Regions from separate parts of the Homo sapiens genome. Here region 1 is linked to region 2. A link is a contact called in ENCODE Hi-C data. All regions are on one chromosome and are shown on one strand. Each heading gives the region's core, a stretch centred on a gene start or an enhancer-like site at or near the end of the contact. The rest is flanking DNA. Distances are from core to core; before and after follow the strand shown.

What was found. Hi-C counts contacts between places; a loop is a spot of excess contacts on that map. Pooled maps may share reads with other maps.
Region 1: a loop to region 2 is called in a pooled map, with 4 times the contacts of the local background. The contact joins the promoter of SGPP2 here to the promoter of WNT10A in region 2. A Hi-C loop is called at or near these places in 6 of 37 single-sample maps with no recorded cell type and 8 of 50 pooled maps.

What each region holds. Positions count from the first base shown.
Region 1 is chr2:222,421,776-222,426,109 of GRCh38, reverse strand. It overlaps SGPP2 (sphingosine-1-phosphate phosphatase 2), which reads right to left and starts at 1,567. Exons shown (of 5, transcript NM_152386.4): 1 at 1,289-1,567. The coding sequence starts at 1,507. RefSeq lists enhancers at 574-633, 684-833, 2,024-2,323 and silencers at 1,134-1,183, 1,194-1,423, 1,514-1,863.
Region 2 is chr2:218,877,847-218,882,161 of GRCh38, reverse strand. It overlaps WNT10A (Wnt family member 10A), which reads right to left and starts at 1,310. Exons shown (of 4, transcript NM_025216.3): 1 at 1,054-1,310; 2 at 1. The coding sequence starts at 1,166. RefSeq lists silencers at 1,235-1,374, 1,395-1,604, 1,825-1,884.

The DNA.
Region 1 (4,334 bases), core at 318-2,817, 3.5 Mb before region 2:
AGTAGCTGGAACTACAGGCCGCACCACCACGCCCAGCTGATTTCTTATCCCCCCTACTCTGCCCCGTTTTTAAGACAAGGCAAGAGAAAAAAGAGGGGTTCTCATACTCATCTATAGGTTACCGGAATGTCACATGGGATAAAGAAGGAACAATAAAGAGGAAAAAATACAGAGGAGGATTTCTCTGGAGTAGAACACACAACCACCCTCACCCTCCCAAACAAATTCTGTAATCCAATGCCTATAATATTCCATTCCACACAGAAGCCAGGTTCTTCGTAATTCCTCAGTTACTACATCTAGAAATTTACACGTAAGTAAAGGCCACCTTTCTTTCACCAAAACCTTCTAGGAAGAACAAAATGTGGCTGTGTACAAGGAATTCGAATTATTAATACGTTTATTTCTGTTCTCCTGCGCCACACTTTTGACTTTGCCGAGGGAAAAGGCAGGTGCTGCCAGTGCTCCCGGTAGACATGCGTCCCCAGAAGCCAAGTGCAGCCCGTCTGGTCCCTGCTGCCTAAAGTCCCTGTGCACTGCGACGACGACGCACGCTGGTTCCCCCCAAGCCGCAGTGGGTTGTATAACCACGCTTTGAACACCTAGCGGGAGCGTAGCGAGCTTCCCTCCCAGAAGCATCTGTTAGAAGTCACTGGTGTCGGTCCATAAAAGACCCACCAGGCAGGAGGGACCCCCAGACTCTGGGGGAGGGCAAGCGAGAGTTGCTGTTAAGACATCATCGCCGGGGGTAGTGCAGGGAGGTTGTAAATCTCTCTAGGAGCTGTGTGAGCCCCAAGTTCTGTGCCCAGAGCTGGCGGTGCAGCGCGGTGAGGAGCGCGCTGAGCCCGGCTGCACCCGCATTTGTGCGCATCAGGGAAGGGGGATGGGCGGAAATGCAAGAATACGGGGGTGGGGGGGAGTCTAAGAACGTCTCCCCGGGGAAGTGCCAAGGACATCCCCGCTCCTCCGTTCCATTACGTAACTCTTACATATTTGCTGGCATCTACGTGAATTTAACTACTTTTGAAAGTGGGAAGTCTCTAAATGGACTGCATTGAAAGCGTCTGGGGATATCTCAATAGACCCGGTTGCCCCTGGCAGCGTTGGAGGGTGGCATCCTGGTTACTGGAAGGCCAGGCCTCCCCGTCCGCTCGCAGCGGCGGGAGCCGGGTCACTGCCGGGGACGGCGCCCTCTCGGCCCGGCCGGCCCCGCGTGGCGGAGTCGCAGGGACCCGCACGTCCGCAGCCGCCCCCTCCCCGTACCCGGCGAACACCTGCCCATGGTTACCTCCGGCGCCGCGGCTCTGCGCAGCCCGTTGGCCGGAGCCTCGCCGCCCTTGCCGTTGGCTGCGGGGAGATGCTCGACCCCGGGGACCCGCGCCGCGCGCTCCGTGGGGTCCGCGCCGTTCTCCCGGGGGCCTTCATCCGGAGCGGGGAAGAGCCCGCAGCGGCGCTGGAAGCGGGCGACGAGCTGGGAATCCTGCAGGCTCCGCAGCAGCTCGGCCATGGTGTGCCCGGGGCCGCGCTCCGCCGCCGCTGCCACGCCGGGCCGGTGCCCTCCGCTGGCACCGCCACTCCCGCCTCGCCCCCGCCGATCCCGCACTCCGGGCGGAGGCCGGGCGGGCGGGGCCCCGGGCCCAGCCAACAGGTGCGCCGCCCGGGTCCTAGCGCCCGCCCAGGTGTCTGCCTCCACCTTGCGCAACGCGTCCCCCTTTCTCTCCGTCCCGGAGGGCTTGGGCGGCCCCGGGCGGCCACGGGGGCAGGACCGCCTGTAACTGGACGGAGGAGTGCCGATCTCCGAACTGCGCCTCTCTTCTCCCGGCGCCCCCAACCCCCCACCCCACCTTCTTCCCCCGGCAGACGTAACACTAATGGGAGCGGCCGAGCGCGCGTGCACCTGCGGCCGCTCCCATTAGCCCATCCTTTTGGGCTCAGGCTGATCCCACAGTGACCTTCCTTGCAACTCTGAGCCCAAGGTGAAGTCGGATTTCCTCCCACGCCAGCTCCCCACAGCCAGCCACGTACTCTCACCTTCCTGCAAGACTAGTTCCCAGTAAATACAGCGAGCCCCCCAGGGAGAATTCCCAAGTTCTTTCCAAACTGCGTGATGCAACGTCTCCCTAGAGGTCCGAACACCCTTGAGCTTGCTCAAGTACCCAGGAGGTTCAAAGTGGGCCCTGAGTCATCTTCCGCGTCGCTGCCCCTGCCCTTCTGATTTGGCAACTGGGGAACATTTTCAGGTGGGTGGGAAGGAAAGTCCCTTCTGGGTTTTCCGCATTGAGAACAAAGATGCTTACCGCTTTCTCCTACTTCTTTCTTTCCGCTCTGCCTCTCTTTAAGCAATGACACTGGGAAAACCCCACCAGACCATTTAGGGAGTTTAAACGAGAAGAGAACAAAGTGCTGGAGGACTGGGGACAGGATTAGGTATCTCATTGCACCTGCACCTGCTTTAGAGCACTCAGCAGAAGATAGCAAAGGAAACATCCTGCAGGCCGGCCTTGGTTTTCCCTCCTCCCTCCTACATTTCCCTCCTGGGCTCAGAGATCCCTTGGGAGGCAACAATCAAATTAGGCCCAGGTGATCAGTCTGCAACAAAAGTGCAATTCAACCCCGTCTTTCGTTTGCAGCAGAAACCTGCATGTTTCCTGATTGTCCATGCAAAGCCTACTAAGAATTTGGTTGCACAAATGATTAATGAACACCTGTCAATGCCTTATTTATTCAGTTGTCCTTTTAGGCCTGAATGTCTTTGGGATGTGACTTTCCAGGATGATGTAGTCCCCTTCATGCCCTAGTTTCTACTTTTCTTGCTTCTCAGTCCTGTCTGGAGAGCAAAGTCAAGGGGACTGAGAGAATGCTGAAGCTCTTAAGGGAAACCATTTTCCTCTTACAGAAGACACGCAGAGTTATTGTCATGTCTGGCGGGATCACACACAGAAATGTCCGGCCCAGGAGGTGGAAGCATCTCTCCACAATGCTTCTGGCTGTCATTTACAGGTGTGAGGCAAAACCCTGTGGTTTGGTTTTAGAAGCTGGAGCTGTGATCGTTGGGGACCTGTTCTGCTTATGTGTTAAAGAAATATGTTTTCCTGTGAAGGCACTTGCATCATGTGTCTCCCGAATTTAGTGCTTCGATTTTTCTTTCTACCAGTTAGGAAAAATAGGCAAAGCAAAACATGGCACACGCAGCATTAAGTTAATTGCCAAAGAATTGTATTTGTAGACAGAGCATTTTATCTCCATGGAGGATCAGTTACTGATTCCAGCTTCTAGTGGCTCACCAAGTCACCTGATGTAAGTCACCATATGTCGCAGTTTATCCCTGTAATGAAATGATAATCCTCACTTCTTGTCTTTCTTATAAGGCTCTTGTAAAAATAACCTTGAGACAAGCTCTATAAGGCCTAGTGAGATCATGATAAGAAGGTGTATTGTGCTGGAGTCATTCAATCTAGGAAGGAATCCTCAAGAGAATTTGGCTCTGAACATCTTGAGTAGGACATCTTGAGCCTCCTGGGCAGTGGTAAAGTCCATTTCCCCAGAACCTTTTTTTTCTAAGGCCCAGTCTGATTATTCTGAACATGAATTTCCCAACCAACCTAACAAAAATCAACATCTTTGAGAAGTGGTAGGACTGAAAGACTGCTGTAATGGTGCAGAGATATCAAATAGTAGCTTGCAGTCATGCAAAAAATTTTTTTTTCTTGATACCAGAGAAACACCCTGTAGTTCTTTGATCACTGAACACTAGTCATACCTGTGGGAAATACATTTCACATCCCGCCCCCCGACCTTTTTTTTTTTTTTTTTTTTTTTTTTTTGCCAGGGCAGAAATCCAGTTATTTGTACTTTGCTCACTTGTATATATGTAACAATTACAAAATGACATATTTAAAAGGAATCAATGATGGATATATTAATACTAGTTCGGATAAAGGTTAAGCTACTATAACAAAGAGACCCCAAAATAGAGTGGCTTAAGGAACACAGACATGTATTTCTCTTTCATAGAATGGTTCTAAGGCAAGCAGTTGAGGTTAGTAGGAAGCTCTGCTCCATGGCCCTACTCCATGACTCTGGTTCTTTTCATCTTATTGCTCCACCATGCCCTGAAACTGAGCCTTAGGTCATCGTCCTCTTTTGCATGGTTGAATCTGGGTTAGGGCTGAACATCTGAAGTTCAGCTCCTGAAAGGGTGAAGAGAGAGAGTGTTCTGAGCAGCAATGTCTTATTAAGCAAGTGAGGCAGAAGTTCACACATCACTTTCACTAACATTCCATCAGTGAGAAACAATTGGAAATGTTATCTCTAGCAGGGCAACCTTATGTCAA
Region 2 (4,315 bases), core at 61-2,560:
CCTGCAGACATATGGGGTGGAGTGGGTACGTGTTTTGGGGGGACCAGGAGAGCCCCATCTAACAACACACACTCTGTCCCAACGGCCATAATCACTCCCTCTTCCAACCTCTGCTTCTGAAGGTTGGGCCCATCAGTACACTCCTACACATTCCTCTCTCCTTGACCTCCTCACAATCATCCTGCCCAGTGCAACTCACTCAGCTAGCTGCACACCCACACAGGTAAGCGTGCAAATGCACACACATCCACCATGCTTGTGGCCACAGTATTTCCTATGCACATCCCCAGGAATAGATGCCCATACACACAGGGTTCCCCACAAGCCCACTCCCACAGATATGTTTCAGTCACATTCACATAGACACACTTCTGCACACATTGTGGTGGACACACAAACCCAACCCCAGCACACTTACGCACATGCACACTTCATCAGACATAGTTACAGACACACACACAAAGACACTCCCATTTACACATGTGTTCATCTTAACATACATTGACCCATGAGCTCTCACATGCACACATGGGCACACATACAAACTACTGTTTACCAACACAGTTTGCTGGGATCCTGGGCTCGATTGAAAACACACACACACACACACACACACACACAGCTCTTGCAGCTGCAGTCTCTCACTGACCCCACCTGGGCTACCCCCTTCCAGCCTCCCAACCCCTGCCCCTACCTGGGGCTGAGCTGCAGGAAGGAGTGAGGCAGCTTGTGCTTACTCCTGAGGTGGGGGTGCATTCCCCCAACAGGGCAGGAACTCCAGACTGGCACTTGCTCCCCCCCCACACACACCTCCCCTCCTAGTTGCCATCATGCTCCTGGGCACTGCCTTGTCTCCCTGGACTGCCCATATCCTGTCACCAGTCCAACCCCCTCCTATGAGGGAGCTCACTGCCTTTGGTTGGGCACCAGCACTTTCCTATGACCCTGTCCCTCCCTTCTTCCAGGGTCCTCTACCCCAGCAAGAGCATCAGAGGCCCCTGCAGGCCGGGGTCCCAACTCTCTAGGAGGGCGGAGCATGAGGTGAGGGCTCACCTGGGCATGGCAGCAGCCAGCAGCAGTAGGAAGAACAGGAGCACCCAGAGCGCTGGCCGCGGCTGGGGCTGGGGTCGGAGCCGCAGCCAGGGGCGAGGGTGGGCGCTGCCCATGGCGCGCAGGCCCTGACGGGCTGGGAGTGGGGGGCTCACAGCCCAGTGGGACTGGAGAGCCAGGGGCGCCGGCGCATGATCGGCGGGGGGTCGGGGCGGCTGCGACACACAGCTCCGACTCGGGTCAGGGCTCCCGGAGCAGACGGCGCCCGCCTCCCCGCTCCATGGGGCAGCACCCCCGGGCACCGCCCTCGGGGGGGGCGGGGGGTGAAGAGCGGGCGAACCGGGCACCTCCTGGCACAGGGGTCCGGGGAATTTCCCGAGGCCCCCCCGCGACAACTCCCGGTGCCTCTCAAGGGTAAGGGGGGCCCGGAGGTGCAGCGGGCTGGGGACGGGAGGCTGGGGTGCCGGGGAACCCTCCAGCGCAGCGCCGGGAGCCTGCGCTTCCGAGGGCGTGCGAGGCTGGCTGGCGGGGGCGGCGCTGTCTGTGTCGGGCCCCACTGCCTGTAGAGTAAGTGACTGTCCCGGCTCGGGGAGCTCTGCCGCCTTCCCTTTCCTCCCCCCACCCCCCCGCCATTTAGTGTCTCAGGGCTCTACCCCACGTGACGTCACGCGGCGGGGCGTGGAGGCGTGTACGAGTCCCGAGGCCACTGCGTCCGCTGGGGACTGGGGGTGGGAGCGTCCCTGCTGAGGGCAACAGAGGGAAAGGTGTTGGGGTCTGTGCGCGCGTGCACAGGAAGATGCCTGTGTGTGGAGCGCGCTGGGTTGTGTGGGGGATATGTGTTACCGCGAGGTGTGTGTGCCTGGCAGAGACGCAGCTGCTGGGGAGCGCCCCCATCCCACCCCAACACACACACCTGCAGGGGCTGGAGGGGAGGGGCTGGCCTCTGTGTTTCGCCTCCTCCGCCAGAGGAGGGACTTCCCCCAGGCCTGCCTGGTGTGAGGCAGGTGTGGGCTCCTGCAGAGGAGTTTGGCAGCCTCTGGTTTCTTCTCCCCTTTGCTGTGTGACCTTAAACAGGTGCCTCCTGCTCCTGCTCACGGAGACCTCCTCTGCCCCTTTGCGGAATGCGGCTCATGGGGACCACCTTGTCTCCTCAGTGAGCCCGGGGAGGCAGCAGTGTCAGGCCCCCAGAAAATGCTTGCGTAGGAGCGCCCGGGGTGGCACGTCCTGGGAGGAGGCGTTAGAGAGACTTTTAACCCTAGAAGTGGCCGTTGAGATAGTTTATTTAGCTCCCCTTTATTTCACAAGAAAATATCGAGGCTCAAAGAGGTCACACAGCAAATTAGCGGAAGAGCGAGAACCGAACGCAGCTCTCCTGACTCCCAGCGCAGCAGCTGCCTCCCCAACACTGAGTGTTGCCTGCCTGTGCCCGCAGATACTCTCAGTCTTGTCCTGGCCCTCCCTGGCCCCACCTGCACATGGTCCTCTAGGAGGTCCCTAATACCAGCCTCCTGGCTCAGGTCTACTTCTCGCTGAGATCTTCCTGTCCCTCCACCCCAACTGAACACTGGGCCCCTCCTCGATATAGTGCAAGTGTGCTGGGCCCAAGCAAGGGCCTGAGAGCCAGAGGGCAGGGGAAAGGCAGCTCTGCCGTCTGTTTCTGGTGCTAGCCTGGGCCCTGATAGTGGATCGTGCTCCTGCCCTGTGCCCTCGGCATCCTCCTCTGTAAAATGGGCACAAGCCTTTACACAAACATGCCCCTCTCTCTGAAGAGAGCCCCTGCTGGCTTAGGAACAAAACTATGGGAGCCTCTGGGCTCAGAGACAAAAAAGGCCCATTCCTGGAATTGCCCATCCCTGGGGAACTGAAGGAGGGGGTGGGGCCCTCCTTGTCCCCAGACTGTCAGGTGGTGGGGGCGGCCTGAGCAACAGCAGGCTGACGGCATACTCCCCCCTCCTTTCCCCCTCATCTCTGCCGGCAGCCACCGCAGCTGTCAGGAATTAAGGGCTTGAGGCTGCTGGGGGTGGGGGTGGGGCAGTGGGGGGGGAGCAGTCTGGCTGGACTGCAGGAAAACAGCCAGGGGCAGCAAGCAGACTGCGTCAGCTAGAGCCTTATTTGACCCCAACTGCCCCCTGCCCTCCCCACTCTCCCTACCATGCTGCAGAAACGGGGACAGCTTGGGACTAGCATTTGGGAAGGGTAAGCGGTAAGGGTAAGGGTGGGACCAGACTCAAGACAGGAGACAGGCACCAGCCCAGGATGAGAGAGGACACCAGCAAGCTGGAGAGTCATATTCTTATTGGCTGTTGGGGAAACTGAGGCCCAGAAAGAATTAGGAACGTGACACAGGGAAGGGACTCATAATCAGCTTACAGATGTCCTTATTCCCCATCACGCGCTCACACTAGCATTTCCCACGCTTGATGCAGCACAAGTGTCCCCTGGGGTGGGCCATTGTGGGAATGCGGATTCCAGGCCCCATGAAGTTGAATCAGCCTTTCCAGGGAAAGGCCTGGGTGTCTGTCTTTCTAGCTAGCATCCCCAGTGATTCTGGTGGGGACTCCTTTTGGGAAACGCTGCTGACCTGGTTGAGGAGCTGATTTAGTTTCCTTTGGCATCTCTCTGATGAGGGGGTCTCTTTTCTTCCCCACCTCCACTGTCTGTGAAATACAGAGGTGCAAAGGAGACCGAGAAAACCCTTTCTTAAAAAAAAACAAAAAAGCCTCCGGAGGCAAATAGTGATACTGAGGCTTGCACTCAGGCGTGGCTCTGCCCTGGTGTCAGGAGGGTCTAGGAGTGCCCAAGTCAGAGCACTTCTCAGTGAAGGGAGGGGAGAGTCTGTGTTGGTCCAGAGCCTTGGCATGTATGTAGGTGAGGCCCAGAGACTGTCTGCCCCTGGGGTCCCAGCCCCAAATGACCCACACCATGGCCAAGCCCCTATCAGCACCCCCTAGTCCCCACCCTGGCCCTGCCCTGGGCCCTGGCCCTCAGCCCAGCCCCAGCCCCCGCAGCCGCCGCCTAAGACCACAATTACAGGGGCCACTGGGGGGCGGGGGAGCACTGGGGATGAAAGGCAGCTTGGAGAATGGTTCCAGCTGTGGCAGCTCTGGAGAAGGTCACAGGGAGGAAGGGCCGGGGAAGCATGGGGGTGAGAACAGGTGGGACCCTCACAGCCCCAGCCTAGCCCAGTCCAGCCCCAGCCCAGTCCTGGTGCCCAGCTGGAGAAGTTTGTCTTGCTGAAGAAGAACGCCAAGGAGCCACAGACCAA